3 separate regions of the Mus musculus genome follow, and all the other regions are linked to region 2. A link is a loop called in an ENCODE intact Hi-C map of the cell type or tissue named here. Cell type or tissue: left cerebral cortex. All regions are shown on one strand. Each heading gives the region's core, and the rest is flanking DNA. Links, peaks and the distances in the headings are about the cores only.

What was found. Hi-C counts contacts between places; a loop is a spot of excess contacts. Peaks named below come from ENCODE experiments on the same cell type or tissue, not always from the same donor. Only the 100,000 strongest peaks of a DNase experiment are listed, where the experiment ranks them.
Region 1: it touches region 2 in a loop (3-fold over the local background); 3 of 42 quality-filtered maps call a loop at or near these places.
Region 3: a loop joins it to region 2, with 2.6 times the contacts of the local background. A loop is called at or near these places in 2 of 42 quality-filtered maps.

Annotation. Positions count from the first base shown.
Region 1 is chr6:105,670,899-105,682,119 of GRCm38, reverse strand. It overlaps Cntn4 (contactin 4), which reads right to left and starts at 4,375. Exons shown (of 26, transcript NM_001109749.1): 1 at 4,230-4,375. Gm15631 (predicted gene 15631) reads left to right here and starts at 4,539. Exons shown (of 3, transcript NR_132434.1): 1 at 4,539-4,618; 2 at 4,923-5,056; 3 at 6,835-9,782. In left cerebral cortex, for the core only: a CTCF peak has its summit at 4,585; DNase peaks (open chromatin) are centred at 4,435, 5,051, 6,800, 7,555 and 5 more places; H3K4me3 peaks cover 4,929 bases; H3K27ac peaks cover 3,669 bases.
Region 2 is chr6:104,487,534-104,498,754 of GRCm38, reverse strand. It overlaps Cntn6 (contactin 6), which reads right to left and starts at 5,711. Exons shown (of 23, transcript NM_017383.3): 1 at 5,483-5,711. In left cerebral cortex, for the core only: no CTCF peak of the experiment used is centred there; DNase peaks (open chromatin) are centred at 5,121 and 5,582; H3K4me3 peaks cover 2,835 bases; H3K27ac peaks cover 1,592 bases.
Region 3 is chr6:104,028,598-104,039,818 of GRCm38, reverse strand. No RefSeq gene overlaps it. Among named protein-coding and RNA genes, the nearest start is that of Gm52914, 280 kb to the right of the region's middle. In left cerebral cortex, for the core only: no CTCF peak of the experiment used is centred there; DNase peaks (open chromatin) are centred at 2,660, 4,787 and 5,070.

The sequences.
Region 1 (11,221 bases), core at 1,542-9,541, 1.2 Mb before region 2:
TTACACTGTGTTCTTTGCCATTCCCCCAGGAATTTTTAATGACCTTGATATGCACATAGACAAAAGAAAAAGGTGGTTTAAATGAGAAAAGTGTTCTAGCCCAAACCAAAAAGTACTGTAGTGTCCCTGCTAAAAACAAAATTTTATATATATGTGTGTATATATATATATGCTTTCCTTACCATATATATATGGTAAACTCAGACTATGGTTCAGATGCTGACACCATCACAGACTATTTTTTTCAATTTTTTACAATGTTTTTGTTCATTTCTGCCAGCATTCCCTCAGTTGTACAAGAGACACAAGTATAACGACTTAGAAGGACAGAATGCTTAGAAACAAATCTTTCCCTGCCTGAGGAGCCAAGGAATTGGGGGAGCCCAATTAAGTAGCATGTAAGAATGAATTAAATCGACAATGACAGACTGTGAGAGAATGCTGACTGCTCCCCTCCCCACAGCTTTCCTTACCAGCTATGTAGGGAGAGCACATCTTCCAGGCTCCTTTAAACATGGGACTTACACCCTCTTGGATCTGAGTTTTACCCATTGTCCCTAAGCAAAAGTGACTGGCACCACCTGCCAGCCAGGGCAATTAACACCCAGGCTCTTTCTTCTAAAAATTCCAAGGGTATCAGCAGAATTTCACCACAGAACACATGAAGACTGCTCTCTGACTCACACCTTTCAGAATTGCTGCCCAAAATCACCCATATTGGGACATGACATGGATTAAGAATGTATTTTAGGCAGGAAGCAATATGCTTCTCTGACTTGTGTATTAGAGATGTTAAACTAGGCAATCCACTAGAGTCAACTTCTTTGATTTTTTTTTACCTCATGTTTTACACCTATGTAAAACCTTAAAATGGAGATTGTTCTAGCTTTAAAGCCAAGGAAACTCGGGCTCACAGAAGGATGAAATTATCCTTGCCACTCCCTAGAGTTCACGGACTAGAAGCAGATTTGGAACCACGAGAACCTGCTGTATGATCAAGGGTCTTCCTTCCCTGCACACAGACTTGCAGTGTGGACAGTGTTCTAGCTTTCTCCCTTGGTCACTTCCGATCCATAGTATGTTTCTTCTTTAAAACTACATATTTTCCCTTGTATGCCTGCATCCAGAATAGGAGAAGTTCTCCCAAGCACTGCTTCTTAGGGCTCATCCCAGGCACTCTCCTCATGACAAGTAAACTGGCTCTGAGGAGACAGTTTCCCAGTTCTTTTGCAACTGGCTACTCTGTCACTGGTAATGAATGAGAGACACAAACAAAAAAGGGAAAGGTAGCAGGGACTCCCAAGCTGGCAGTGGTCCCTTAATAGGAGTGATGGCCCAGTGATAGCAACAATTCCCCGGGATACATAAAACAGCACCACTGACTATCTTTCATTGCTGCTTTCGTGAACTATGGATTTCACCATACCACATCAGCAAACATCCTCAAATCTTAATGACCTAGCGATCCAATTTTCTTCTCATATAAAATAATAAAAGAAACTTAAGACAAACACAGATGAGGAAAGAGAAAGCAAAGCCCTAACTACTGGAGTCTTTGCAAAACTTCAAATGCTGTTTTATACAAAACAATACAAAACAATAAAAACAAAGACCTGTCCACATCAAAGAATAGAGGCCTACCCCTGACTACCACATGACATCGATTTGTTTGGTGAAAATCCTATAAAAGCAAGTTCACAACCAAGTTTAATTTCACCTGATAAAAAGAGAGGTGACAGCTAAGGCATATTGCCTCTAACTTTGAATATAACAAAGAAAAGACATTGAAGCCAATATCAGATAAACTTGGGGATGTCAGAAAGTTGAATAAGTCAGGATTATAGAGGATAGTTTCAGTTGACAGGCTTAATTAATTAGGTTATTTTGATTGTGTTTTTTTTTAAAGACTTAAATTGAAGATAAAAGTTGTCTTTGGGAACTTTTGAAAGAATTTGCAGCCAAAAGACTCAGGGCTTAAAGGAGAAAAGAGCAAGACATGCTTCTGAACAAGGAGACACAGATAAAATAGATGGTTAAAAGGATGCAACCTCATTTGACAGATTTATTCTTTAATCACCCTTAATCAGGTACTTATGGAATGACTACAGAAGGAGGTTCTTAACTACTCCCTAACTGACTTGAAAGTCCTCAAACCTGAGAAATTACAAGTGAGTTGACAGGCAACAAATGAGAGATCTGCCTTTGTTTCAATTTCCAGAGGCAACTTTAACAACAGGTGACTTCTCTGAGTTGTAACCTCTATTTCAAAAGAGCTCTCCCAGCTTGCAAGCAACCAGAGTGTTCCACGCTGAACAGTAAGGAGGCTTATCATGATCTCTTATACCAAGACAGGCAGTTAAAGTCGGGGAAAACCACTGTTTTTGTTTTTATTTTAAGTGACAGGAGGGGGTGAGTAGAGTTTAATAAAGCAGCAATACTCATGATCTTAGTGAACTAGGTTTTTGAAACTCAGCTATGTTTCCTACTGCCTACAAACTAGTGGAAATTCCCAACCAGCTCTGAATGAACTCTAGATGAAGGCGCCAGGAGCAGATATAGAGAGAAATCTGAGTTGGCTCTTGATCACCCAAGGCATGTCTGTAGTCTGATGTGATGCTCTTTTTCAAACCCCTGAACAGAGACAGATAAAGCCTGCTCCCCAGGAAAGCTTGAAACATTGCTTAGGAATCCCCCGACCCCACCCCCACCCCCATTTACAGCTGCTTGTGCTCCTACTGTGCTAAGGAGCAAGAACCAAAGAGCTCCGTATGCCAAAGCATCTAAGCGCTCAAAGCGCGTTTCAAATTATTCTATGTAGGTGTCCAAACGAATCAGTCCTGTTGTGTTTGTTCCTTGAAACATCCAGCGCCCGTCACCGTAAATTACTGGAAATGCCCACGCAATTAAAAAGTACCTGTATTCTGAAAAACAAGTCCCGCCCCCGTATTGGTTCCTGTAGGAAACTAGAAAAAGTTCAGCGAGGGGACTCACAGGACCTGCCTTACAAACAATCCTGTAAGGTGCCACCAAGATCTGGCCTGCCATCCTCCAGGCACTCCACACTGCCAGGATTATCAGTTACACTGATTAACCAGGTCACAACCTCCGCAAACCTTTGCCAAGGGAACTTAGTGCCTGAGGCTCACAAACCAGCCACCTTATCTTCCCAATGCTCTCCGCAGCATCCTTGCAACAGCAGGAGCACTGTGCTACAGAATGTGTTCATGCATCAGGTTCTGCTTGGTTAAGGAGACTGAGGAGCCTACCTGTGTCCACCTAGCCCACGCCTTTCAGTTTTAGTAAATATATAGACACTAGAGAAAGGTAAAGAGCAGAAATGAAGGAAGAATTTTGAGAGCAAAAGGGTTAAGGGTTGGCATTTAAGGGATGCCTGAAGCCCATCTCTCTTGCTGCTTGTACAGCAGCGGCTAAGATGCAGTTAGTTACCTTTGCCTTCCCCAAAGAAACTGAACACCCTCCCCTCCCCATAAGCTATTGGAAATACATGCTGCACCTACAAGCTGTCAAGTGCCCTCCACAACACAAGAGACCTGGTCAGTGTTGTTCAGTGCGAAACAATCACTGTGCTTTGCAAAGAACCATGCACTGTGTGGGCACTCCAAAAAGGAGCGTTTCAAAAGGGATCACTCTATCATGAGTCCCAGTCTCCGGAGCCCTGATGTCCAAGTCCCTTCAAATTTCAGCCCAACTTCATCTGCTCATACTAAGGGTTGCACCCAAAGGGTATGGATACCCAGGTACCCACAGCATTAAAAAAAAAAAAGAAAGAAAAAAAAAGAAAAAAAAAGAAGAAGAAAGAAAGAAAAGAAAAGAAAAAGAAAAGGCAAGAAGGCGCCCACGGAGCAAAGGCGCACAGAGAGGGCAATCGCGTGACCCAGCTGAAGACGCTGATTTTAAAGGTTCTGGATGCATGTTCTGCTATAGGCTCTTCGGTTGGCGGTCGTAAGGCAACGCAACAAACTTCTTTTCGCAGTAATAAAGGAGAAAACTGGTCGCCGTGAGGTAACAGTGTCATCCAGGGGATGGGGGACTGCTACATGCCAGGTAGAGTTTTCTCACCTCCTCGCAGCCTCCCGGACAGCCCTGCAGGAGCGACAACCCTGGGTACTAATCTGTCCATCCCTAGCCCTTAAGGACCATGCTCTTATATCCCAAGCCACAGACCAGGGTGCCTGGGACAGTGCGCTCCAGAGTCGGGCTGGACTTACCCAAGCACAGCGCCTAGGAGAACTGGGCTTGCTCCACCGCCAACGTCCGAAGGTCCCGGCGGAGTGGCAAAAGCTCCCTACTTGCGACCAATCCTGGTTATGAACCTTGTGCTCTGTGGCTGCCGCGCGTTCCTCTCCCTCCCTGTGCTGGTGGCAGCTCTCAAAACCCGGCGCACCTGAGTTCAGGCTGCAGCGGTTCCTTTGCAGCCACTAGCGGAAGACTCATAGGGAGGGGGCGAGACAAGGGGAGGGCGGGGGCGGGGGCGGGGGGGAGCGCTCAGTGGAGCTGGGCATGCTCAGTGAGCCACCAGAGGCAGTGGACCCTTAGGCGTAGCACCTGCACCGCCCTGCCCTGGGGAGGCGACCCCGAGTACCCACGCGGGACACTGGTAAAGGGGGCATTGTTGGACATGACTAGCTCTGTCTGGTTCCTGGAGAGGGACATAAAGGGTGTGTTTGTGCTAGGGTACAAAGAGAGGATGGCATCTTCCTTTGCCACCGGAGTATTGGGGAACTAGGAGGTGCGACCGGCCTTTGGCTTCCTGCACAGTCGGAATCCGGAGGATCTTTAAGGTGGTGTGGCCGGGAATACCACCTCTGGGCTGAGAATCGCTTCGCATGGGTTTGGGATGAGCGGTAGTAGTGGACTAGACAGAGATGGCTTTAGGGTCGGTTTTATTTGCTTATTCTTAGGTCAAGGACATCGGCCAGACAGTGATAAGGACAGGAGCTGGTGTCTTAACCGGAGCAACAGACATTCAAGCTGAATGAGGCTGAATGAGCACAGAAGGGGGAAGGGGGAAGAGGAAACACTTGCGATAAAATAGGTACAAGGATCAATATGTGGTGTATGGGGGCATACTAAAAGCGTCGTTATTCAAAAGCAGGTGTAGCAGTTAATGACAGTCCTGTGGTCATTACACAGGGCTCTACGTTTCCTTGCAGAAATGGCTCCCTTCATCCCAACTCTAAATTTTGAAGTAGACATCGAGACTGGGAAGGAAGTCTGAGCCCCCTTGATCCCTGTGCAAAGGCAGAGGGGAGGCAACTCAGTGGAGCACATCTGGAAACCATTTACAGTAATCCCAAGAGAGACTGAGTTTTCTCTCCCTGGGTGGAAACAAAGCCCCCCGGGAATTTTACAAAACCCCAGCCTTCCAGTGCATGTCTCAGCAGATCAGAGCTACATAAACAACTTCTGACCATTTACACAATCATACAAACCTACCCTGACATCTCCATTATGTGGGAAAGATGTTAACTGGAAAACTATTTTTAAACTACTGTAGTAAGCAAACACTCCACTCCTCTAAACACATGCGGCAACCTCCTTAATTGATATAAGTGATTTTGTTGTATCTTTAGTCTCACTTTTGGGTTATTATTGGTTTTGATTTTTAACATAATTCATTCTTGAAAAATGAGCAAATGTTAATGAGGGAATAGCTATTACAGGTGTTTCACGGTTTCTGAAGTTAATGCTGGAAGAAAGAGCCCCTGACCTCATTTTCAAAGTACTTAAATCTAGAGACAGACTTAAGCCCCTCCCCTTCTCTCATGGGAAGGAAATTTCACAGAAAAGAAAACTTGGTAGTGTATTTTCCCTGGTGAATTATTAAAAATGAATGGTTTCTAGTAAGTTTGATGCACCTGCCTGATCCATGATTCTGATAACTTTTACTGCATTGCTTTACTTTATACTATATATATGTATATATTAATAAAGTATATTATATATACATACATATTTCTCTTTTTGTAATTTTTAGATTAACTTTTATAACTAGCATACAAAACAAGTGGATTAATTATTGCTTTTACATATATGTATTGAGTATTTTGTCCTGTATATGTCCTCTCACTACATTCCAGAATCCCTCTGTTTCCTTCTTACACCCAAACATCCATAGTCTATATTCTATTTTTAACTAAGTCACAGGTACACACAAGTGCATGTGCGTGCACGCACGCACGCGCGCACACACACACACAGATTCATAGATAGATAGATAGATAGATAGATAGAGAGATAGATATAACTTTTATATAGGATAGTCAGCAAACGCTGATAACAAAAACTGCCTAGCTTAGGAGAAAAACCTTCTTTTGTGTACTCATACACTCAGCATATGCTGAGAAAACATGGTATCATGACATTTTAAGCTCAATATATAATTAAGGCCAGTACAAAAAGGAGAGGAGAAAGACTGCCAAGCTGCTCCTTCAGCAGGAGTAAAATTGAAATAATTTTCTAAGTGTTGTGACCAGTATGAGAAAACTCCCGTGACTGTGTCCCTGAATTTCAGCTCTAAATGTTTCATTCGTTCGTTCTCTTACCTTTAATTCTTTCTCATGACTGTGACTGTGTGGGAGGCTTTGTACTCTAGCAAATGAAAGGAAGCTCAAATATGACCATGACTTAGTATCTGCTCAAGAGATGACCATCTAGTAAGGAAACCAGTGTGTATCTAGAGAGACAGATCTGGGTCGGGCTGCTGGGATGTCAGCTAACTGATAAGCTGGGGGCTGGGGATCTTTCTTTCCAGTGGCCTGCATCTAGTTTAAAATAAAAGCAATAATCCAGTCCCGATTTTCCATCCTGCAGGGAAGAAGCAAAGCTACCTCTGCCAAGAAAGCCAGCTTCTCACTGAAGCTCTCCTGATTGGGGAGTGTTCCTAAGAGAATCAGCCTCTGCCAGGAGATGGAAGTGGCTTATTTTGAAGACAACATCCTCACACGTGTGTGTCCCTGTATATCTGGGACCCCCAGCTAAGTGTCAGTTCCTTGCTCAGAGAACCTGTGATTGGGATTCTCTGGGGGGAAATGTTCAAAATGAATCAATTATCACCACCAGCAGAGAGTTCAATACCACTGTACAGGGACCCAGCTTTGTATTAGTGCATGAATGAATTACTGGTACTCATGTCATTTGCAAATAACCATCATTATAGCGCAGTGGAAAATTCCCCCTACCCATTTAGTCTAAGTAGCACCTTAGCAGAGCATTGCAATAACCCTCATGGACCCTCCAAAATATTTGCACATATATGTTCAGATTAAGCTCCAGATAGTTTAATATGAGAGTATCTATTTGGACACAAGGTCACCCCTTACACTCATTAAACCAATCTGAATGAGGTCTGATAACTCTTAAGGGAAATCAGCACTTGAAATGCTTTCGACTTTTTGGAGACACGGATGGAATATATCAGCAGGCTTCGCTCAGCATGAGACAGCTCTGAAAACTCCAGAAAGGACATATCGCTGTCCCACCCCACCCTCAGAGTCGTTCTTCACACATCTAAGGCTTGTGGTGGGTGTGAATTTAATGTAAGGGGTGGGGGGAGTGGAGAACTTTACAGAAAAAGTGTGTTTCTTCTGACCAAATCTGATCTGAGTCAATTTTTCTGCTGATTCCTCCTACCCAGTGGGAATTTTTAAAAAATACATAACGAGCACATTTTGTGTTCTAAAGGACATGAATAAAATGATCCAGAGCTGTGGAGATAACTCAGTGTGTAATTGTGCTTGTTTTCCATGAGAGCAAGGAGTGCTTAGTTCAAATTCTCCAAACCTAGAGAAAAGAAATGCTAGGCTTAGTCATGTATCTGTAACTCTACCTTTTTGCCGGCATTGGGGTGGATATAGGGACTTGATGGCCAGCCATCCTGAGCAGCTTTAGGTTAAGTGAGATACTTATCATGTCCCAAAGTGTAAGACAGCAGGTAGTGGGGAAAGAACCCCTGAAGTCTCCCTTTGGCATATACACTCATAGACATGCACCTGTCCCTGGACACACAGGCAACACACACACACACACACACATTGGAAAATAGGTTGAAGGAGCTGGATAGCAACTCATATGAAAAAAAAAAAACCCTAGGTTTTATACTTAATTTGCTTTTTGAAAACATTTCTAAAAGCCTTAACCTTCATGTATGAAGCAACACTTGAACCCCTCCCTGGTTTTGAAGAATAACCTTAGGTTTAGAAGAGGTGAATAAAATAGTGTTTTCCTAAAGGAGTTATGTCCGGATGGCTTTATGTTTCATTGTTAAAATCCAGCGAGGAGAACTTGGAAGTGGACACTAGGAACAGCCTTCTCAGCATACTCCTATTTCATTGACATAAGTGACTTTTGAGCTTCAACCTAAGGACGTGGGAATAATAACGGCTTCATAGTGGGATAATGGTAATTAGCACACAAAAGTTGAGTTAATTACCATGAAGGTTATGACACAGACTGACAGACTGAGTCAAAGTAAACTACAAGCCTTCCACCTCAGTCAAGACTCTAAAAAGGGACCGTACAACTCCCACTGCAGTTAGACATAAAGCACAATTGAGATCAGTCACCTTTTCTCCCTCCATCCTTATTTCTAGACTTTTAATTTCTTCGTATGAAATTCAAGAACAATAGCTCTAGCCGTGTATATTTTGATAAAGTATGTATAGTTGATTTTCATTGTTCTTGGTGATGACATTCCATAAAGTTGCTGCCCATAATGAAATGTTCCCAGTAAAAATAGAGAGGTAAGTTCCAGAGTCCCTCTGTAAAATGATCTTCATTAACTCATCAGCACATAATCTCATTTTCTGAAAGCTTCTGGTAGATACTCTGTTCAGGATGTGTTATTGTTTCCCGAACACTCAGCTTCCCTCGCAGCACTGTAGCCTTTGCCTCACAGAGCTTGTTATCCAAAGCTTGTATTTTCTGTGCAAAGCATTGCAGCCTTTTTAGGAACACCAGGAAACACAGTATGTATGGGGGTCATTTTGAACAGCAAAATTGCCAAAGAACATTCTAAAATAGCTAGCAGTGCTACCAAAAAAAAAAAAAAAAAAAAAAATTGAGAGTTCTGGGTACTGTGGACTGAAACGAGAAGGCAGGACATCACCTTGCTTGACCTAGGCCAGGAGATGGTGTTTTGGGAGGCTCAAGCTTTGTTCTCTGTATATCATAAGCACCCCATGTGCCTGTAGGTATCACCCTCAGTGGTTTAAGTATTAACCTCTAGGTTACACAAAACTCTGTACAAGCAAGCAAATTTTGCAGTTATGGAATCTAGAGATAATGAGGATTAAATGGATCAGATTTCTTTGCTTTTAAGGGAGAGACTCATCAGCTCACTTGATTTGTGTTTGAACTTACATGTAAATTGAATTGATAATCATTTGAAAATATATTATTGTGAGACTATAAACCTTCATACATTTTGTAATATGTCTTCATCTTCCACCAGCTTTCTCAATTAAATTAGGTAATGCAATTCCTAATTGAGAGACATTTCTTTTTGTCACATACCACGATTTCTCTGTGTTTATTCCACAATGAGTATTTTGTGATATTGTCATTGAACATTATTATCCATTCTGTTGGACACAAAGTAGAGATTTTTAAGAACTAATAGAAAGTTAAAAAGAATTTAAAAAGCTTAGTGAAGTGAAAAGGGTGTCTTTGTGAGAGTTAAAACAAGCCTTCCGCCAAAGAGAATTATTTCAGCTGAGAATATGTTTTCATTTTATTAATAAAACTCTGAAAGTAATTGGTTTATATCTTTGTCCTTTGAGAATATTGTCTAAAATTCAGACTCTGGGGTCTCAGCCCATACTAAAAGACTCATGAGATGGGCCCTCAGTGTTCTATGGCTTGTGATAGTCATGTCCTTATTTAATTCTCTTGTTCTTAAAGGTTGGCTAGACTTATTGATTTACTATTATTGATTTTCTGAAAATGATGGATGCCACTTCCTATATTAGGTTACACAGAGACTGTGGTTTTCATTTGGTAGTCTTGGTCTCTTCTTCTTTCTACCAGGTACTGTCCGGTAAAAACACCCAGGAAGCTCATCTCAAGTCCACATGGCATGCACACACATATAAATAAGGCCCCTCATGATCATATGAATGAGCTAGGAAGATCTTCTGAGGCTGCCTGACCAAGCACTCCATAAGAGACTATTTCTCCAGTCCCAGTAGAGTCTTGAGATGAGTGAAGCACTGGCCAGTAAGGGTTTTAACTTCATGAAAGGCTTAGTTGGAAAGACCCTTGGAACTATTGAGAAACGAGTGTAGTTCCTTGATTCACACCAACATTATGGAGTTAACATTTGTTGTTTTAAGCCCTAAAGTCTGGGGAGACTTGTTACACAGCAATGGATAATAGATATATATCACAGCATATACTTATCTGAGAAACATTGGCTGGAGCATAGATTTGAAAGTTTACAAACATCAATTTTGACAGAGATGTTTCACAGACTTCTCTTCTTTAAGTCTTGTTACCGACAGATGAAAAAAATCTTGAAACAACCAGAAAATACATATCAAATCACATGTTTTCTAGTTTTATCATAAACAAATGACACTTTCATTACAAAGTAAATTTTTATATATTTAGACATATTTTCACTGTAGGCCTCCTGGATTGATCCCACTTTTTATGTCTGATGTATCCAAATTTTCCCATCACTGAAGAGCCAAATTTTCTGTCATAACTTTTACAATTTATTTCCTGGATTTGTATAATATACTGCAAATTACTCAATCATTCCCTACTGTTTGAACATTTAAACTCTTTGCATTCTGTCTTGATAAACAAGTCTTTGATGAATATATAAAATTAAATTTTACACATGCCCTAAATTATTTCATTGGAATAAATTACTATAAAACAGTTAGTCAGTCAACATGATATTGTGATTTTATTCCTTTTTTAAAGATGTAGGTTTACCTCCGCTACACTGTTCTAGACTTAGGCTCGCTATTTTGATTACACTCATCTTGAACTTTTGGGGACCTTCCTGACTCTGCCTCCCAAGCACTGGATTATAGACAGCAAGTTTGTACCAACCATGAAGTTCCTTTGAAACAAACAAGTGAGTGAGTGTGTGTGTGTGTGTGTGTGTGTGTGTGTGTGTGTGTGTCTGCCTGGGGTTGGGTATCCATGTGCTGCAGTGCATGTTTGGTAGTGTGAGGATCACTTGTGGAGT
Region 2 (11,221 bases), core at 1,381-9,380:
TAAGATAATATATTATTTGAAAACTTGCTGGGTTGGGAGATAGCAGGCGATAATATTGAGAGAGGGAGATTTGACTCCAAGTTTCTACCATGGAGCCATATAACTTAAAGGCTCTGTTATAGCTCACACCACTGACTGAACTCATGAGTTACAGAATATCCATTCCTCAGGAAAACAAGATGGCAAACTTGGTAGTTTTATATTGAAGACATAACATTATATTAATGTTCTAAATACATAAGTATCCTATAAGAAATACCTAAGGTCTTGGTTCTTTGCAAAGAGATGGATTCATGCACAAAAGTGACATTCTTTAAATTAATTGCTATGAAATTCTTAAACGCATTTTAAAATATCAACAAATGTATTTTTCTTGGAACATTTCATGTCAAAATTTGGGAGAGAAAGCTTCCATATGTCTCCAACTCTAGTGTATGCATTGCACTTGCCATTATTATGGTCCTTAGGTATCATAGGTATTAACTTGGTTCATGTGGGATACCTGCAGGGTATGTAGGCATATGTAAACCCACATGTACTTTAGGGATAGTCTGGTAACCCTAGGGTTCATTGTTGTGTAGTCTATGAGTTTTTACCTCACACTAAAAAAAAAAAAAATACTGTTCTTTTTATATGTCTCTCATGAACACATTTTGAAACAAACCAAAAAAGAAGGGGGGGGGAGGAAATAAATGATCAAAATACATAATTGAAAAACATACACCTAAATAATAGTAGCTACAGTTTATTTAAAGTTATGAGAAACTACTCTGATGCAGTTTTAATATCTCTAACCATAATCTTTCTGAACATATTTTAAAGCAGATATTCAACAGGCAAAGAAAGTGTCAAGTGGTAAAGACAACCAAAATTGTAGAGAACAATAAAACCATTTCAAAGATGATTACTGAAATAGAAAATATAGCATCATAACAAACCACTTGAGATAGTGAAAGGTAACAAAGCATAGCACAAAGATGAGAACAAATTTGAAATGTTTTATAGATATAAAAGATGAAAAAATAAGAACCAACATGGTCACAAGTGGTGATCCAAAAGGAAGAAAAAAGTAGGAGAAAAAAATTGTTTAACAACTGGTAGCTTCGTAGTCGGGAGTATCAGGTAGACAAACTAAAGACAGGAACTTAGAAAACCTGCTAGAATGTAAGAATCTTATTCATGTATCCATCAAAATCTCACCAATATAGTTCAGAAAGATGGCTGGTTCCAAAAGAACCAGAGTCAGTTTCTTTCTGTGATATTGGGGCACACACACCCTCTTTTAGTACAAACATACACAAAATATACTATAACAAAAATGGAAAGGGTTTAAATTTTCTTTAGTTTTGTTTGAAATGCTCAATAAAAATTATGAAAACATTGCAGTCTAAACACTACCTATTAGAATAATAAAATTTCTGATATTGATTTCTCATTTTGCACAGGAAACAATACCTAAATAACTTGCAGATTGGAGTAGGTCAATACATTGATCTAAATTTTATAAAATTAACATTTAATAACTTATATTAGAAAATACCTTTATGATTTTAATATTAACTATATTAAAAATGAGTAGGGATTTTATTTGACCACTATATAATTAATCAAATCTCAGTATTTTTTCGGATTATCTGCATTGCACCCTTGAATTTATAATAGCATCATTATAATACTTTTGACTAAAAAACGAAAAGATAAAAAAAAAAATGTAAAGTATTGTCAAGAAAACATTTCATTTTTTAAACATTTCTTAGAGTGGCCAACGATGGGAATATTTTAGGAAAAAATTATGAATGTTAAATATCATGTAAACATTCATCTGAGAAGTACAAGTCATATTACACATTAACTAAAACTTCTGGGTAACAACTCTATATGCGATGTTAGTAGTATTGCTTAAAAATATGTATACATTTATGAAATTATGACTGATTCCAAATGATAACTTGTCTTCACTGTATAAAATAAATAATGTTCAGGCACACAACAAAGAATGAACCTGTGACTGTCTAAGAGTCTAAAGGTTCATTTCTGAATGTAGGACTCAACCACACAAGGAATAATGGTGAATCAGGATGTAAATGCTTGTTGTTGAAATGTTAATTCTTTCAAATTTGAAATGAATCCAAAATAAAAGTATGGTATTTGCCACAATGTCAATAATAAATATATCTGAAATTGAATATATAGTTATAATATATTTTTCATAATTTATCATAACTATATATGTATATATACAATAATATGTATGTTATAATAATCATTTTGGAGATATATATTATTTACTTATACATATATGTTTGTGTGTGGTGATTTCTATTATTATAATTGTTAGAAGAGGCTTAATATGCAATAGTGTTATTATTATGAGTCTCAACCTGATAAGCTTATGTGTTCTTTAAATTTTATCTCTTTTACAATCAGTTCACGTTTTGATTGTCCTATCTTATTCCTGTTGATCATTGTATTAGGTTTGAGAATCAGCCTAAGTAGAAACATTAAAGTTTTTTACACCCTATTTGAGCAAAGAAATGGTCAGGACTTGACATCAACCTTCTACATGATCTCAGAGGCTTAAGTATAGAAATAGGAATTTTTAGGTAGCTAGTTAGATTAGAAGGTCTAAGAACATTAAGGACAGACTACTCTCATAATCTACAGCTTATAAAAACAGGACTAGAGCTTCAAGGTTCGGAAGAGGCACATGATCTGGGTCATCTGGCCCTGAAAGGATACCTGACATCTAAACTGCCAAGAATGTCTTTAATAGATCACTGTTCAGCCTGGTTCAGAGGCTCTTAAGCTTAGAAGGCTATTGTATAGCAAGTGGCTTTACAGAGTAGTTTTCGCTCCCACCAGCATCAATCCAAATAGGTCTGTCAATCACCTAGACAAAAATAAGCATCTAACAAAAGTTGTCAGTTCCAGAAACTTTAGATATAAAATAAAATCGATCTAAAATACAAATTGTGTACATTTGTCTGACCACTGCTTCCTTCTCACACTATGAGATATTTCTGTTTTCCATATATCCATTTAGCCACTGGCCATAATGATCCAATTGAGAGTAATACTGCTATACTTGCTAAGAAATGCCATGTTTTCTCTACACTTCACTTTGCATGTCTTTTTAATTCCTTCCCTAGAGATCACATAGAGCAGGCATCAGAGAGGAGTAGCAAGCAAGATTCTGTTGACAATGATGTGTAATTTGAAAACTTGTTAATATTTAAAAATGTATTAAAATGTGTATTTTGAGAATCGGTTAATATATTCGATGCATATTAAAATGAGTAGAAATCATTATTTTTCATAGTTTTTGATCATTATTACAGAGTTATTTTTCTGAAACCAGTACTTCACCTACAAACAAATACATACCACATTTTTTGCAACTTAATATCTCATTTTACTTCCTTTTGGTTTTCAAAATGTAGGGTGAGATAATTCTTCCATGTGGATATCTGTCAATCACTGGTGATACCATCACACTAAGTCCCCCTTATTCTTAGAAAGAATGATATATTATAGAAAATATTCTTTATAAAATACCTTTATCCTCATGTCATTTTATTATTAGAATTTTAAGCATTAAGAAATATCACCTCAGGATTGTTATTTGTAGGGAATTGGCTCTCTCTTCAAGGGTTTCATATATAATTTGGTTATGATACAAAGTACGAAAGCTTGTGCTACCACATTCTACTTTACATGCTGACAGTACACATACATAGCTAAGTAATTAAGTGAATATTTTCTAATCCCTTCCTCCTGTAAGGAGAATAAAAAGGTGTCAATCAGCTTTTATACTATTTTCACTCACTAAAAGAATAGAAGCCTACAGTTGCTATACTTCAGCACATGGTTTTCGCAGCATCATTAGTTTCTGTGGGATGGGAAGGGGAAGCTCAGACTAAGGAGTGATCATCTGCTATGTGACCAAGTGAATTTGGTGTCATTAAAGAAAGTTATGCACATACCTTGAAAATAAAATTATGACTTCTCACTAGAAATGCTCAATTGAAGTAAGAAACAAATTTGATTTTAAGTGATGAGCCTCTTACTAAGAGTTGATAACTTATGCATTTATATAGCCTCATAGAAAGGCCTTATATAAAAGTTTCTTGATTGAAAAACCTTATACTGCATAGCCATGATTAAGCTAAGGAAAAAAAAATCTGTGAAGCATCAAACATGAAATGTCTCTGTAGTTTTGTTTGCTGTACAAATTGTGCCAGCATTTTTGTGGGCATATGTTTGTTTTGCGAAAATGTATGTATACATTTTTCACGTGTGTGGGGGTGTAGCAAAACAGTGTTCAAATATCTTATTTTATTGTAGTTTGTGGTGCACATAAATTGGTGACATATTACAACAATAATGTCTTTAAAAGATAATGAACAAATCCATCAGATAAATAAGAACTGCTCAGAACAAGACTTTCAACAGCCAACATATGGCTCCTTGGTTTATAGATATCTTTGAGAAACACTGTCACTGTAGAACAACAATATGTATCCCTTATTTTCAAGATGATTTTTTTTACAATGCCACTGCTCTCTCTGTTTTTTTTTTTAATTCTCATTATATCTTTGCCATAATATTTGTCATTCTGTGACTGCCTCTCAGAGGACATAGTCAGGATGCTGACTACCTAAACTGTAGTCGTTTTCATTGGGAGAAACAAGAATTATGAACTACAACGTCCCCCCAAACCTCCAATGTTATAGCATCATGTTAACATTGGAGCCATATAGAGTGACTAATCTCAGAACTCTGCAAAGTTTTGCTCCCAAGCCATCAAGTTCTGAAACTTTCATAAAGTATTAAAAGATCCTTATCATAACAGGCTTAGCTGCTGTGAATGGAGAGAAAAGGCGATTCTGCAAGCTATTATCTGTAAGCTGGGTGCAACCAAAATGTCAGATGAAATTTGGTGCACCCATTTGACCTCTACTCTAGTGTTTCTCTCATTATGAAAGCCCTTCCCAAGAAAGTTTTATAACCGTTCCTTTAAATTATCTGTAGATACTGCAAACCCCACCCCTCAGCCTTTGGAGGAAAAAAAAATTGCAGTGCACATCTTCTGATCTGCCGTTACTGGAAGGGTGTGTAGCTATCGGAAAGTACTAGAATTAGCACTGTCATCCAGTCTTGCCCGTTAGTTTTACTGCAGCAAAGACTAGTGAAACACTAAAAAAATATACCTGTCATCTTACTTTGCCTGGTTTGATCCTGCCTCCCCCGATAGAGACTCAAGTCATTTTTCTCTCACGGGGAATAAACATATTTTAAGCATCAGCTTCATAAAAACACAGCATCAATGAAACAGTCACTCCCCCCCACCACCACCAAACACACAAACCCAGCGTTTACCTGTTTTACTAATACAAAGAGATTGAAAGCAAGAAAAGCTGCAGCTTGCCCAGCAAAATTCTCATTGCAGCAGACAGCGCAATTCTGTACTTACGGATCTTACCAGGGAAATGTCTCGGGATCTTTACAATTTTTCTGCAGAACTCTGTCTGGAGTCCTCAGTCAGGCATGCTGTGCATCCAGGCAGAACCAAGCCGTATGGAATGTCTATGCAGCTGGGAGATAATGGGACTCTTTTTCCCAGCTGGGACTGCAAGCCTTTTATCCACTGAGTATTGCGTGGCTCCTCTCTGGTCTTAAGCATGAAATACGCTCCTCTCCTGCTGCATTCCTGACGGAACCTAGACAATTAGTTCTTGAGGCACATGTGCAAAGCTCCCGTTTGGAATATTCAAAGGGAAAATTCTCTGCACACTGAAAGGCAGTTCTGTCTTCCTCACCCTTCACAGACTCAGGCAGCTGGGAGCAGCTGCCATTCCAGTGGCATAAAAGATTAAATTCACCCCCCTCATTCTTTGACTAGATATAGTCACTCCTGTTGGGTCATCAGAAAATCGCTCTTATTGAAAACTGGGTCAGACTAACTACTTATTAGGTATCCAACAGGAAAGGAAGTAGTTTTTTATTTTTTTTCTTCCTCTGCATTGTCATTTACAAGCAAGGATTAAGCCGGTCAAGGGTCTGTACAGATTTAGACTGTGTTCAAATGTAAGCTTTCTGAAGCATGCCAGCAGCTCCTGGTGCTAGTTAAAGTGATGAGAAGGGGGACATAAAATCAAAGGGCTATCACTATACCCTTCCAAATGAAAAACTAATGTGCATTAGGCTTCTTAAAGATGGCAAATGACATAAAGTAGACTCAAATAGTCCAGAGAAACAGTGTTGTTCTCAGAAACAGTTTGTTTACAGTTTCCTGGATCAAGAAGGAGTTTGCAGGTGTTTGTGTTATAGCTCTGCCTTTTTATTTTTTTTCTTCCTTGTTTTTAAAAAAATACTTTTTGTGTTTCACATGGAGCTCTCTGACTAAACTTTTTCATATGTCTGTGTCAAGGCATGTTTTTTGAAGAGACTAACAGCTTGAAAAATAACACACACACATAGAGCGCATGCATATACATAGAGATCCTAATGTGTCCAAACATGCCTAAAACATGAGAACATTTTCAGGTCCTGACACAAAGACATATTCTTTTTTTTTACTTTTTTTATTAGGTATTTTCTTCATTTACATTTCCAATGTTATCCCAAAAGTCCCCCATACCCTCCCTGCCACTCCGCTACCCACCCACTCCCACTTCTTGGCCCTGGCGTTTCCCTATACTGAGGCATATATAGTTTGCAAGACCGATGGGCCTCTCTTTCCAGTGATGGCCGACTAGGCCATCTTCTGATACATATGCAGCTAGAGTCACGAGCTCTGGGGGTACTGGTTAGTTCATATTGTTGTTCCACCTATAGGGTTGCAGATTCCTTTAGCTCCTTGGGTACTTTCTCTGGCTCTTCCATTGAGGGCCCTGTGATCCATCCTATAGATGACTGTGAGCATCCACTTCTGTGTTTGCTAGGCCCCACTGAAAGTTTAAATAAAAGGATATGGATACTAGGAAAACTACAACCACAAATCCAATGAACTTCTGTCGAAAGGTAACTTTGTTTTATTCTGTAATCCGTTTTTACAGTCCAGTCTTCACCTCCATTCTGGTATGCCACACCCTCCCCCCCAAAAACCTCTCTCCATCCTGTACCTTCACCCCTGTCTCCAAGAGAATGTCCCCACCCCCTTCCCCTAACTCACCAGATCTGCCCACTCCCTGAGGCCTCAAGTCTCTCGAGGGGTAGGTACATATTTTCTCACTGAGGCCAGACTGGGCAGTCCTCTGCCATATGTGCTGGGGGCCACATATCAGCTGGTATATGCAGCCTGGTTGGTGGCTCAGTGTCTGGAGATCTCAGGGGTCCGGGTCAGTTGAGTCTGCTGGACTTCCTATGGGTCACCCTCCTCCTCAGCTTCTTACAGCTTTTCCCTAATTCAACCACAGGGGTCCCAACTTCTGTCAATTGGTTAGATGTTAGTATCTGCATCTAACTCTTAGTTACTTGTTGGGCCTTTTGGAGGGAAGCCATGGTAGTCTCCCATCTGCAAGCATACCACAGCATCAATCAGGCCCTGGGACCTCCGCTTGAGGTGGATCTCAATTTGTGCCTGTAACTGAACCTCTTTTCTCTTTTGCTCTTCTCCATTTTTGTCCCTGCAGTTCCTTTAGACTAGAACAATTCTGGGTCAGAGCTTTTGACTATGGGTCCAACACCATCCCTCCAATTTTAACCTGACTTGGATTTGTCTGTTAAGCAAGGTCTGTACAACTGGATGTTCTGACACCCATGGACTGCATTTCTCTTTGACTTAGTCTATCCAGCAACTCATCTGTCCATATAGGTAAACTCTATCACCAAGAGGTTCATAGCGAAGATGATTCTTTTTGGTTGTTGTTGGTTTTATTTTATTTTTTAGTTAACACGGGGTTTCATGATGACAGTCTAGCCTCTAACTCTAGTCTCTCAAGTGTTGGGAGTCTGTGTGCTCACCACCATTTTATACTACTATGATTGATCTTTCTTAATACATAATTTTTTTTCTCCAACTGATGGTAGGACCAATTTGAGGAAAGGTTTATTGCAATATATTATCTTAAAATAAAGTCTAAATATTACCTTAAACTTTAACTTTGTAGGCATGAAAACAAAATTTTAACTTATCTTTGTTATGGATATATGAGAAAAAAGTCATTTTATAGCACATAATTTTTTTTTCAAGAGGTGGAATTCACTTGGTATAAGTAATAGCCCCTTTCTCCAGCCTCTGACAACTCCCTCAAGCTCCGAGACAGTGGACTATCTTTTTTATTTCTTTTAATGTTCTTAAGGAAGAAATGTAAAGGTATTTCATCAATTTCCTATTGCTGTAAATTATCACAAATTTTCTGAAGATATTAAAAAATTTCCCAAATAAGTGAAGAAATATATCACCTCCCAAAAGACTTTAAATTTTACATACTCTAGAAAGTCCACCAGGTTTTTTTCTGGGGGGGGGGAGCAATTAGTAAGTGGTAAAATAAGGGTATATCAAGAAATAAACAAATGAAGAAACAAAAAACTAAATTGAAATTACAAATACCAGAAGGTAAGAGTTTACTGTTTGATTTTTAGCCAGTTTAAGTAATCATAGGAGCATTGCAATGGCCGGAAAAGCATTAGACCCACTGCAATTTCCACAAAATGGTCCTCACATATATGGTCAATTGTATTTAGATAAAAAGTAAATTCAAACCAAAAGCATTATAATTCAAGACGTGGTATTTGAACTAATGCATAAACATTTTTAAGAAGTAAATGCTTACTTCATTCCATACATTCCAGAAATACATTGAAATTAGGAACAAATATTTTACTAGTAGAGGAAAAAATAAATGTCTTTATAACTGATCTAAGTAAAACACACACACAGAAATTTTTACTTCATCAATATTAAAAATGACTGTGGTAGTTTGAATATTAATGGCACTCATATGTTCTCCTGGTTGAACACTTTGTCCTCAATTGGTAAAACTGTTTGCCACATTGGAATGGATGGGGTTCATGGTGGAGGTGTGACACTGAGAGTGGGCTTTCAGGTTGCAGAAGTGCCATGCCCACTTTTATGTCTATTTCCTGCTTGCAGTTCAACACTTAAGTTCTCAGTGTTCCTGACATCATGCCTTTACTGTGCCATCAAAGATTCTAAACTTCAAAAACTGTAAGTCAAGCTAAATGCATTATTATAAATTCCCTTTGGTCATGGTATTTTATTACAGCAATAGAAAATAACCAAGACAGCAACTAATTTTTATGTATACAATGACATAACTCTTACAACTCAATAATAATAAGATGAACAAGTACTTTAAAATGAACAAAACTATGAATAGAAATTTCACAAAAGTATATGAGAGAGGCATTTAAACATGCAAAAAGGTATTCGGTAAAATTATTCAGTTTGGAGCTGGAAAGTTGGCTTAGCAGTTAAGAGAAATGACTGTTCTTACAAAGGATCCAGATTCAATTCCCAGCATATGGTGACTGGCAATCATCTGTTACTCTAGGTACAGGGATACACCTTCTTCTGTGAAGAGAAGCCATGTACCTGGCACATACACATAAGAGAAGAACAACAAAAATAAATGGACATTTTTAAAAGTTATTTGAAAGTCATCAAATGCAAACAATTGAGGCAAGAGGGAAAGCCTTGGAAAGGATCCTCTAGCTCAGGGAAGTAGCTGAATCTCTTCTCACAAAGGCTGCAAGAATTCTACCAAATTTAGTAATTGCTTAAGTCCTTTTCCCTTTCCCATCCATACACCTGTAGTTTTCCAGGATTCTCAGTCATGAAAGATATGAATTCAACTCCTTGTGCAATCTCAGTGACCTGCAGTTTCCTTTTATCAGGCTGTAATTCCACCCAACTCCTTGTCTACAGCAACCTCAGTTACTTTGCTTATAAAATGATGAAAGTATGTTTGTGTGTGATTGTGTGTGTATATATGCATGCGTGTATGTGTGTCAGTATGGGGGAGTTCTCAGCCACCTTCTGAGATATAACAGAGGGCTACAACATATATGGTGGCATTAGCATATATGTGGCTAATGCTAAGAACAATAAGAGCGTATTTATCTTTGGGAATCTCATTCTCCCCCATGATCACATCTTATTTTCACCTTATATTTGCCTACTGTCAGGTGGAAAAGAAACCCATATTATTACCTGCTTCTGAGGATTCCTCTTTTTCTTAACACTTGTGCTTAATCCCATATTAAAATTTCTCCTATAAAAAATTCCAATTTTATTCCTCCAATTATTTCTAAATGCTTTCCAGATTCAGCCAAGATTCTTAAAATTCTAGAGGAACCACTTAGGCTGCAGAGGGTGATCACATGGAGCCGCAACTCTCTTTTCTCAATAATGAAGCTCTAACCATGAGGTACCACTACATACCCTTTATTAATAAAGGCAGGAGCTCTGAAGTTTAAGAATGTATGTTCTATTTCCAGATGACATGAGTTCAATTTCCAGCACTCATGTTAAGGGGCTTACACACATCTCTAAATTCGGATGTATCTGATGCCTTCTTCTGGCTTCCAAAGGCACCATCATACACATGGTGTACATATAAAGAGAGAAACATAAATAAAAATAAATACATTAATGGCTAACATTAGGAATACTGAATTTACAAAGACTTTATACATCAGAGGCATCTGGGACTCATTTACCATATTGTTATGAGAGTGATGAGTTGTAACACGATCCACACTTAATTTGACATTTTTAGATATAGTATTTTAGGACCAGTAAGACAGCACAGCAAGCTAATATACCTGACCCCCAAACTTGATAATTCAAGCTTCAAGACTCATATGGCAGAAGGAAATAACCAATGTCTACAAATTTTCCTCTGTGATGGCTAATTTTTATCAACTTAACACAAACTGGGGTCATCTCAGAACAGGGAAACTCAATGAAAGAATTGCTTCCATCAGGTTTACCTGAAGACATATTTCTGGAACATTTTCTTGATGAATATTTGATGTGGGAAGGCTTAGAACACCATAGGCAGTGACATTCCTAACAGGCAGCCTCATATTGTATAAGAAATCAAGCTGATAAAAACCATGAGAAACAAGCCCATAGAAATACTACCTCCAAGATATCTGTTTTTGTTCTTTCCTCCAACTTCTTGCCTTGAGATCTTGCTTTGTCTTCCCTTAATGATGGACTGTAACCTAGAAGCTGAAAAAAAAATAGTCT
Region 3 (11,221 bases), core at 1,588-9,587, 460 kb after region 2:
AAGACTTTTAAGAAAGTTCCTTCTTTTAACTGAAGAGTTAATTCCATGTAAAGGAATAACCATGATAGTGGAGGTAAGTGAGTCATTTCTTAATAACAGAGAATGGGATCCAGTCAGCCCAGGAAGTACAGGCAGGATGCAGTGGTCCTTTGCTGGCTCTGGACCTGAAAAAATTCACATCTTGAATCTAAGTTTAATCACTGTTTATTGATAATGCAGCTGCTGTCCCCTGTGCATCCTCAAAACACATATAAGAGGACACTAATGCTCACTATGATGAATCCATGTTCTCTGCAGCTGACACACATCAGAAATACACACAATAACTAGGCCAGGGAACAACTCAGTTGCTGTGCATACATGTGTGTATGTGTGTATTAAAACTAGTTTGTGCAAACTGGAAATTATCTGTTCACTGCCTGTCCACTGAAAGAAATGTGAGGGAGTTAAACATCCTGTCCCAGAGAAGGTACACTGACACTCAGTTCCTTAGACAGGTTCCAAAATTCTCCATGACTCCTGGCAGCATCTAGGAGACCCTTAAGTCTTCTCAAAGCATAACTTGTAAACTACAATTGTAATGGAATGACATATAATGAGCTGGTCAGAACTTGCCTATTGCTCAGAAGAAAACATTGAAAAGAGCCAACTAAATGCTTCATGCAGACCTGTGAAATAAATAAATATATGAGTCAAACCTGCTTTGCTTGAAAAGTCTATATTAAGCATCATCAGTTCTCAGTCATGCTAGCTAACTGTTTATAGCATGAGTCATACTGGGCATAATTACTCCTGGAAGCTGTAACTCAGTATCTGTCTTTACTCCTTAAATGTAAATGAAGTCTAGGAGAGAAGAGATGGAGGCCATGCCTAAGATGGTCTTTATTACACTCATGTATCTTTAATGGGGGTTTCAATATTAACATTTGATGAATTAGCAAATATAAGAAAGCAAGGAGAAAAGACAGGGTTAAATAGAGGGATGAAGGTTCCAAAGGAGAAGCACGGAGATGTCTATGTTTATATGCTGGGGCATGGACTCTAGCTTTTCAATGTGACTAGGTTACCAGGATGTCAGCTACATACCAATAGGTTACTGAGAGCAATTAGGCAATTAGTACTCTTAGACCTGCTAAGCCTCTATCAGTTACCGAGCTGTGTCAAATAAGATCTCCATGAGTTTTCCTTTTTATTGGACTTTCAGCAAAGGATATGAAATAGTAACTTTTTTTTTATTATTTACAAGCAAGGACAGTAGCTGGTGAATATATGGCGAATATTTTTGGCAATAGCTTCCATGTTTGACAACTGCATAAAAACTGAATAATTATCTAAAGGCAAGGCAAGTTATAGCCATTTTTGAAACCTAGATTTTAGGTACTATTTTGGCCTAGGTTTCATATAAAGGGGAACATTCATCCTCTTTTTGAAAATCATATCCAATTCTATCTCTACATCCTTTCCACCTCTACACAAAGAGATCATTCCTATTTATTCTGTAAACAAAGAAAAAATGGCTTCCATGAAGAATTACTTAGTCACAGAGGCTTGCTGTGCCTTCTCCAAATTCTTAAATGATTTAAGCAAGGAAAAGAAACAGGGGAAACTGTGGTCTGGATGTATTGTATGAAAGAGGGACCTATTTTCAATTTTAAAAAAGAAGAAAGCAAACAATAAAACATACTGCTTTTGACATTTCTTGCGTTTAAAATAATAGTCAATGTAATATGCAACCAAATACTTGAAGTCTGAGGAGGAACCTAACCAACATAAAGGATTTCATCTGGAGTTCAAGGTGATATTTATGCCCTTCCAAAAGAACATCCATGTTACTGCTTTATTGATTGGTACTTGGAAACAATAGAGAAATCCAAACCTTATAATTTAATCTTTTTGCTTTGGGAGATACCAGCAAAGATTTGGGCAATAATAATAGGATGCCTTTCCCTCTGAACTCTTAAGTTATGTATGCTCTGTGGATTTCCTGAAGTAACACTAAGGCTACTGAGAACTATATTGCTTTCAGAAGGATGCCAATATTTCTTGGTAATTCTTCATTAACAAAAACCAAGCTGGAAGATAGTGTATTGCTCATTTAAACAGTTTCTGAAAATCTATATAGCTGGTGCAGTTATCCTTGCTGGGGAAGAGAACGTTTCTTGAAATTTTTTTCTGATACTCTCCAGTAAGTAAAGTAATAAAGAGAGCCATCTACGCACTTATATATATATCCGTCACATTAATCCTGGAGTTAATATTACTGTAATCATTCTTTATATAGGTAAATGCAGTCCTGAGGTCTTTGGGGAGTCTTTTTGAAATGTTCTCTTGGAAGGCGAAAGTACCAATTGTAGAACCTGCGTTCACTATAAAGTGTTTCATGTAAGTGTAAAATATGTTTCATCTCCAAAGAAACCTGAGAGTCTATTAAATATAAGAGCCTTCACCATCACAGCAATCACGTTTAAGGAGATTAGAAGGAAACAAAAGACTTCCAAGCACAAAGATGAACTGCTCAACTGCTCTTTCCTCTTTGCTTTTAATCCCTTTGTGTTTTATTATTGAACAGGCCCCTTGGCTCTAAACTAGTCATCCTTATCATCGGAGCTCCCATCACCTGCCACATGCCTGCTTCTTGCAAACCACATCCCCAGAGCACAGCCTGCCTTCTTAGGCAGGCAAGAGCCCTAAGAGTAGAGTTCCTATTTAAACAGGATGCTTGCATTTTGAAGACAGCCCACAGGATTCGCAACTTCCACAGAAGCTCAAAACTCCCTATAGTAAAGTCAACCTTTTAAACTATAGTCCTTGATTTTCTTTTGATTTTTAGGACTTAGAAACATAGTACCTCTGTTTTTCCCCAGGGAGAAGAGAGCTGCAGGCCTGTATATATGGGAAGATGGCAGAATTTTTAAGATGTGCAAGGATATTTCTTAAACTAGATTTCTGTGTGTCTCATCCAGGATTTATGATGAAAAGGTAAAATAGAATTCAGGTGTTTTATGGAATTTTTAATTAAAAATTGGTGTCCCCTGTCATTTTCCAACACAATAAATCTGATTTTCTAAAACAAGCAGATTCTAAAATTTTGAGTAATTCTTGTATGTATGTGTCTCTGTTTCTGTGTGTGTATATGTGTATTTGTGTGTTTATGTGTTTGTATGTATGTATATGTGTGTATTTATGTATGAGTGTTTTGTGTGTGTTTCTCTGTGTATGTGTTTACGTGTTTATGTGTGTTTGTATGTGTATATGTGTGTGTGTTTGTGTCTCTCTGTGTGTGTGTTTGTGTGTGTGTGTGTGGAGTTGTGTTGTGTGTATAAGTTATATCTCACCAAGACTGTTCCTATCTTTGGAAACCAAGAGTCATGGGTAACCTTGCCATTTCTTGTACTTTTGGCTGATTGGTTGGGTTTTTTGTTTGTTTGTTTGTTTGTTTTTTGGTGTTATAAGTATTGGAACCTGTGCAAACATATGACTATGGTTTAGATGATATAAAAACCTGTTAGCAATAATCCCCAAGCCTCTAATTTTTGCCAACTTTTCAAAACCTTTCGATAACACCTAAATTTAAGCTTTGAATTTCTTTGTGATAAAAATATCTCTTGGTTTCTCTGGTCTGGGATACTGATATAGCACTATTCCTCTTGCTAAAGTGTTTATTATTATTACTATAGAAAGTATCATTTACCTTTCTCATTACTATCACAAAAGAACTGACAAGCACGTTAAGGGAGGGAAGGTTCATGGGCTTCATCTGACTCACAGTTTGAGGTTCTACAACTCATCATGACAGGGAAGGCATAGTTCCAGGATTAGGAAACATACATTGAATCTGAAGTCAGAAATTAGAGAATGAACACGAAGCAGGGCCATAATTTAAACTGGCAAGGCCCAAGCCCAGTGATCATTGTCTAATGAGACTCCACCTCCAAAGGGTTCCACAGTCTTCCCAAACAAACATCTTTTACAGAGTTTGAAATATTCGAATACATGATCCATGGGAGACACTTCATGTAGAAAACACATTACTGAGAAAGCTGTTTGTTTTGTAGAAACATTAGCTTTTAGTATGTGTCTTACTTCTTTGCTTTTGATTGCTGTGAACAAATACTAACTAAAATCAGCTGGAGATGAATTTATTTGGCTTTCAGAAAAACAGCCCATCATTGAGGGGCATCTTATCAAGAACTCAATGCAGGAATGGCAGCAGGAACAATAAAGAAATGCTCTTTACTGCCTTTCTTCCCCATTGATTGCTCATGTACCTTTTTTTATGTAACCAAGGGCCGCTTTTCCAGGATGAGTATCAGTCACACCAATCACTAATCAAAAAAATTCCCAATAGACCAGTTTAATAGAGACCATTTCTACACGACTACATGAGTCATTCTACCTGACTCTAGTTTGTGTTCAGTCAACAAAAAATTATCAACAAATGTTAAATAAGGATTCCCTTCTCTGCTAAACTTGGAACAGGCTCCATGTTATATTTATCCCAAGAGACACAGTGAATGCTATTGATTATTTTATCTAATAATGTACTAGTTGCTAAAGAGTTCTTCATCTAGAGATAAAATAAACCTACTTAGTTTAAAAGGCACCACATTCATAGTAGCTTAATCTGATTTATTTTTTCATTTCAATCACCTTTTGGTGTCATTTTTCAGTATTATCCTATTCTAAGCTCCATACTGTGGTGCCTGACGCGCTGTACCATTTCCTGAAATAGAAAATGTCTGAAGAAAAGTATGCTTCACTTCATGTAATAAAATTAACCACATAGGTTTGTCCAGGATCTGCATACTAAAAAAAGTAATTCATTCCCATTGTGAGAGCTAGTATGCAACATCCAAAAGAATTTAAATTCCTGCCAAAGGAGTTTAAAGCTTTAAATAAGTATACAAAATACGTAGAATCTATTCACAATTTTTTCTTATGTGTCCCTTAAGATAAGCTTAGTGTCACTCTGTCTATGGCATGAGCATCTAGCTGTCAATAAAAATCTTTTTTTGGATATAAATTAGAAAATGTATTCATCATAAAATGTTATATCCCATGTATCACCCAGCTTTTCTTATGTGCAAGATGACTGACTTATAGAGTGGAAATCTTTGTCTTGGCTCTCAACTTTGACACTAAAGTCTGTGGTAGACTGCCTTTGTTTGGCTTGGGCTTTGTAGCCAGGCATTAGAACATGCCATAATAGTGTGGAGATATAAATATATTCATTTCATAGCCAGGAAGAGAAAACAAGGAGAAAAATAAAGAGGGAAAAAGAGAGACAGAGGATATGATGGGGTTCTCAAAAGCTCATTTAAGGATATTTCCTCAATAAACTGAACACATCCTAGTAGGTCCAAACCTATCTTTTAAAGAGTCTGGCCTCCAAAGGATGTTAGAGTAAGGATTAAGTCTTTCATATGTGGGACCTTGAGGGACAATAGCTTTCAAAATAAAACATCCTGAGTATACATAAAAAGAAAAAAAATGAAATGTGTTTTTTCAGAGCCCAAAGCTAGGAAATCCAAAGATCAATGTCTGATGGGATTCAACCTTTTGTGAGGACGTTCTCACTGACTTCTGGACTGTCTCATTGCACATGTTTTCTTCCCTGAGGATACATGTGTATAGTAGTGGTTGGCTATTGTCCTGTTCTTATAATGCTACAAGCCACAATATATCAGGGTAACATTAATGAACTTGATTCACATATAAAATTTCAATCTTCAGTCACAGTGAAGATTTTAAAGAGCTGTGAGATATGCATGAGGCAGGGTATAATTAGTCCACAGCAAACTGAGATTCATCAGATCTTACCAGGAAAGTCGTCCTGTTTATAGCCAATTCCTGTCCATATCCATTAGCTTCCATATCATACCTACTGCTACATGTCTTTAACTTTGTCACATTATAATTAACAAAATGAATCATTGTGTCGACTTTTCCCAAGGTTCAACTTCTCAGGATTTTAAGACTTTAATGTTCTGAGTATTAAGACCCAGAGCTCAGTCAGTTTGAGAAATGCCAGGCCTAGTAACAAGATAATGAACAAGAAAACAGAAAATATATTAAACTTAGTGTTGGACATTTTTACTGCATAATCACATTAATACAACTACATTAGCATAGAGAAGTTGGATTTAAATTTGGGATTGTAGAAAAAAAAATTTTGTTCTGAAAGAGTAGTAAACTCAGTGCTCCAAGGTATGCTAATCATAAAACAGATAGTGACATTCCTCCACCCACCCACTTCCTGAGTTCAAGGAGTATTCATTCAAAGAAAGTCACCCTGACCATAACCGGAAGCTGCAATGCAAATGTGCTATTGTTAGGGGCTCTTAGAAACTGTCTTGAGAGTTAACAATTACCAGGTATTCCTTGTGACACCCGTGACTTTGTACTTCCTTGTGACTCTTATCTGGTATTTTTGGTATTTTCCAACAACGCCCTTCCCACCTCCTTGAGTTGTGTTTTTTTTTTTTTTTTCCTTTAAATACCCCCTTACTCAGCTACTTGGGGCGCCACAGTCCTCTACCCCTGCATGGTGTATAACCGTGGGCCCGAGAGCGCTCTTGAATAAAAATCCTCTTGCAATTTGCAGCAAGACCGTTTCTCGTGGGTGATTTTGGGGTGTCACCCCTCCTGAGTCAGAACATGGGGGAGGCCTCACGTTGTGGGTCTTTCAGTTCCAGTATTATTTTGCTTCTAAAACTGTCTAAGGGGAACTAATTATTTACTTTGTGATGTTGGTTCTCTTAAGAACTTCTTTCTAGTTCCCAAACACTTTCTACAAATAGTCTGTTCTTGGCATCAGGCACTTAGAAACAGTAGGACAAAAACTTCCCAAAAGAATAAACTTTACCCATCATTTGTTCTTACACCTGCTAGTAAGCCCCCTACTGTCTTCCTTTGGCTACTTCTGGGTTTTTTTGGATCTAGAAAATCAATACAATAATAAACGCTATGATTATGACTAAGAATTTAGAAAGTGAATATAAAACTGTCCCCAAAGAAATTTCATCTGGCTAGTAAAAATGCTTATCAGTGAACAATTTATATTCACATATTTTAAGAAGTTCTTTTTAGTGCATTTATATGTGTGTATGTGATTCATGTATGTGCACTTATGTGTGTGGGTGTGCACATTCATATTTCATGAACATATTATCTCTTCTAGACTGGGTGTCATAGGGATTGAACTCAAATATTCAGGCACGGCAGCAAACGCCTTTACCTACTGATCCATCTTGCCAATCCTACATTCTGAGTTTTTGAAATTACTAAAATAGTGGTCCTCAGGTGAAAGCAATATGTCAGTCCAATATCGGGGACACACAGCACTGTTAAAAATTCAGTTTTCCTACCAGATGCTTTGTGAAGCACTGTTAAGTGTTTTTCAAAGTTGTTCTTGCCAACATTGCATTCTGTCTTATTCATTATAAAATATTAAAAATCAAATGTATTTTCCTAGCCAGGTATGTTGGCATATACCTGTAGTTACAGCATTAGAAGTTAGGGTCAGGATCAGGAGCTACACTCACCTTGTTTTAATAGAGAAATTCTTATTCTCTGCTTCACTACTCTAGGTTTTTATCAGTAATCCAGGTAATGTGATTTTTCTAGTAGAGAGTGATGTTACCCAGCTTTGCCCATCTGTGTGGTTACCACCATGGCGATGTGAATAATAAATGTCTCCCAGGGTCTTGAGCACTTGAACGTTTGATCCCCAGTTGGTTATACTCTGGGGATGTGTAAGAGGTATGTCCATGCTGGAGGGAGTTACTGGGGACTGGCTTTGAAGTATAACTCACAGCTTATACCCAGTCTACTCTTTCTGCTCTGGGCTTGAGGTTCAAGATGTGAACATGCAGCTTCCTGTTGCAGCTACCATGCCTACTGATTGTGTCTATGCCTTCCAACCATGACAAATGCTTATCCCTCTGGAGCTGTAGCTCCAAACAAGTTCTCTCTCTTATCGGTTGTCTCGGTCAGGGTGGGTCACCACAGCAACAGAAAAATCACTAATAATGCAACCCGAGTCAGCAGACTGTTCTCTCAGCAATCAATTGTAGGTACCACCTGCCACCTTGATCCCTTCTTTTCTTATCCATTCTTCCTTCAGACAGTATCTGGAGCCATCTTTCTACAGTACAGAAGGATTTGGTTTGAAAGCTTGCATATCTTGTTAATGATGGTAAGATAAAACCTAACTGCTCTGTTGAAACTTCCTCTCATTATAACAAAAGGAAGCTCTCTAGGATCCAGACCCCTGTTTCTTACCAGTAAGCTGTGATTGTTTTACCTCCAACACTACAGAATATCCCTAATTCATGGGTAAAGTTTCTACTTTGTTATTTTTGAGAATCTGCATATGTGATGCTCTCATTTACCAAACTCTCCCTACCTCTTTCATTTTTCTTCCTTACTCTGACTTAAAACTCAACTTTCTAGACTCTCCTCTCTATAAACAGGGTAAAGAGCTCTTGTATGGTCCCAGGATTATCAATGTTGACTATTGTATAGAAAATTCTGCCAGCATGACTACTTTCTGTTGTTATTTTGTAGACAAAATGATTACAAAAGTCCTGTGGCTTATTTATATGATGATCTTTCTTCCTTGTGACATGTTTCAAATTTTAATAGAGGGTTGGATCAATGGAGTAGTGATAATATTATTTACAGTGCAAACAGAAAGACTTGAGTGGCACCCATGTAAAACACTGTGTTTAGTAGTAGTGGTACTTACTTGTAATCCCCAATTGAGGGAAGTGACAGCCTAGTTCCAAGCTCCGTGAGACTCTGACTTGGGAGTAATAAGGCAGAGACTGATAGAACACGATTCCAGGCCTCCTCCCTTGGTCTTCAAATATGCACAAGGGCTTGTATACAGACACCCTCATGTATGCATACAGCATTCATAATACATATACTGCATACACACAAATGTAAATACATTTAAAAATTTAATTTACTAGATATTATACATAAATAATTTAATAAAAATATATTCATATGATGAACTATATTATTAATTAAGAAAGTAAATGAGTAAAATATATAGGAAAGATTTGCTTCTTCAATAGCAAATTCCATATTTGGTATCTTACCCAGTGTGATGCTTAACACTAACAAAACTCGTGTGTCTAATATGTACAATAAATCAAGACTACTACCTTCTATACCTAAGTATCAACTCAGGTGAGTGGCAGTGTTTATTTAATTTCTGTTTTTTAAAAAAATATTTCTTCTGTTTTAGTTATGTATAGCTACGTGTGCCCGAAGAGCCTAAAATAAGGTGTTGAATTTCATACAGATGAGTGACAGACAGTTATGAGCCACCTGATGTGGCAGCTGGGAACTGAACTCAGTTCCTCTGTGAGAGCAAGACTTGCTCTTAATGGCTGAGACGGTTCCCGAACCCTAAATTCCATTTTATATTGTTTAAAAAAAAACTGCAAGGTTTGTTGTTCTGTTTTGTTTTTAACAATTCATTTTCTTTTGAATATTATGTCTGGGTATGGGTATGTGCATGTGAATGTAGATGCCAGCAGAGGCCAGAAGCAGACACCGAGTTCCTGAAGCTTGAGTTATAAGCAATTGTAAGTTTCCTGACTTGAAAGCTGGGAGTGAATGTTGAGACAGCTGCAGAACAGCATGCACAAATAATCTCAGTCATATCTTTAGCCCATTAAATAAATACATATAACTCATTATTTCCTAATGATCAAGAGCTCTTTGTAATATTTTCAGATACCCTAACTGGCCTACATCCTCAAGAGTCTGATAACTGCGAGGGTTGCCCTGATGTGAGAGCAAGGGCCGGAATCCCAGTGACACTACCACCATCTAAGCCTACACTCTGAATTGAAGATATTAGATTCATACTTTAATCTATTTATACCATAACTATTGCTTTAGATATTGTGGTTTGCTTCTTGTAAAGCTTTCTGGTTTTCCAAGAGTTCACATATAAGAAAACCTTTATTCAAGAACACATCCTAATTAGGACATTTTAAAATGGTAGGAACAAGCCAAATCCTGCTTTGGAGCACCTCCCGAAACATTTTACATTAATTAGAGGACCTGGGTGGTGTTCTAGCAGGTATATTAATCTGACTCTTCCTTGGAGTGAATCCAGTAATTAAGATTAAGGCTATTGTCAAAATGGGGAAGGAACTACTCTCCATGCTGAGTTACATCTCTGTTTGCGATTAAGCTTTTTCCCAACAGGTTTTTTTTTTTTCCCCCAGAAAACAAGCCTGTGATCAGACATGTATATTCGTCTGCTCTCTGCTGAGTTGAAGCCTCTTTGGGGACAGCTGTTACAGAATGTTATCTGCTGTTCAGAGTTAGAAAGAGAAAACAAAATGACAATCCTATTAACAAGGAAGGGAAACGCAGGCTTCTTCTATGGGGATGTTCATATTAAGCAATTAAGCGAGGGACGATTTGAAATCATTCACAAAGGCAACCCCAGTGTATTTTCCTCACGGTGACAGTCTTTATGTGTCTGCTAATGAATGGAGTTGTTCCCTACCTTTTTTGTCTTTCTTAATAAGAAAACAATTTCAGGAAATTTGATGTCAGATGAAATTTTAGAATTTCCCCCTCAGTCCCAAACACTTGTTGGGACTGGAACAGTTCTCTGGATGCCAGCCTTGGCATTGACCTCATAGCTAGATGGATGCTGGGCAAGATTTGACCATCCAGAGCAGAAAGCTTTTGAGTTTCAGTGACAGCCTTGTAAATAAATGAGTCTATAATCTCTCTGGGTTCTTATTTATATCCTCTTTTTTTTTTGGAAAGAAATTATGCAAATAATAATTATACCTATTCGATAGGACCATTGGGAGGCTGAGTTAATGAGTACAAAAAGCAAGGTGTGATTCCTGGGATTGGGAGTTACTGAGCTCAGTGAATACACTGTGTAAGTATTCAAGACCCTGACATTATCATTACTATTGTATAGTAAGAATCTTAGTTTGAGTGTTTGAGAAATCTGGTGCATTGCATTCACCAAATTAGTATGAGTATATTGTTGCTAAGAAGTTCAACGCCATCATCTGGAGATGAATACCTTAACGTGTTACTTCTTTCACACATCAATAAATCCCGAGTTGGCTGAGTGACGTAGAAGAAAGGAAGTCCTGAAGCGCCACCTGGTGGTAAGTCCTGGGCTTTTGCTTCAAACACGCACCAATGATATCCCAAATCCCAC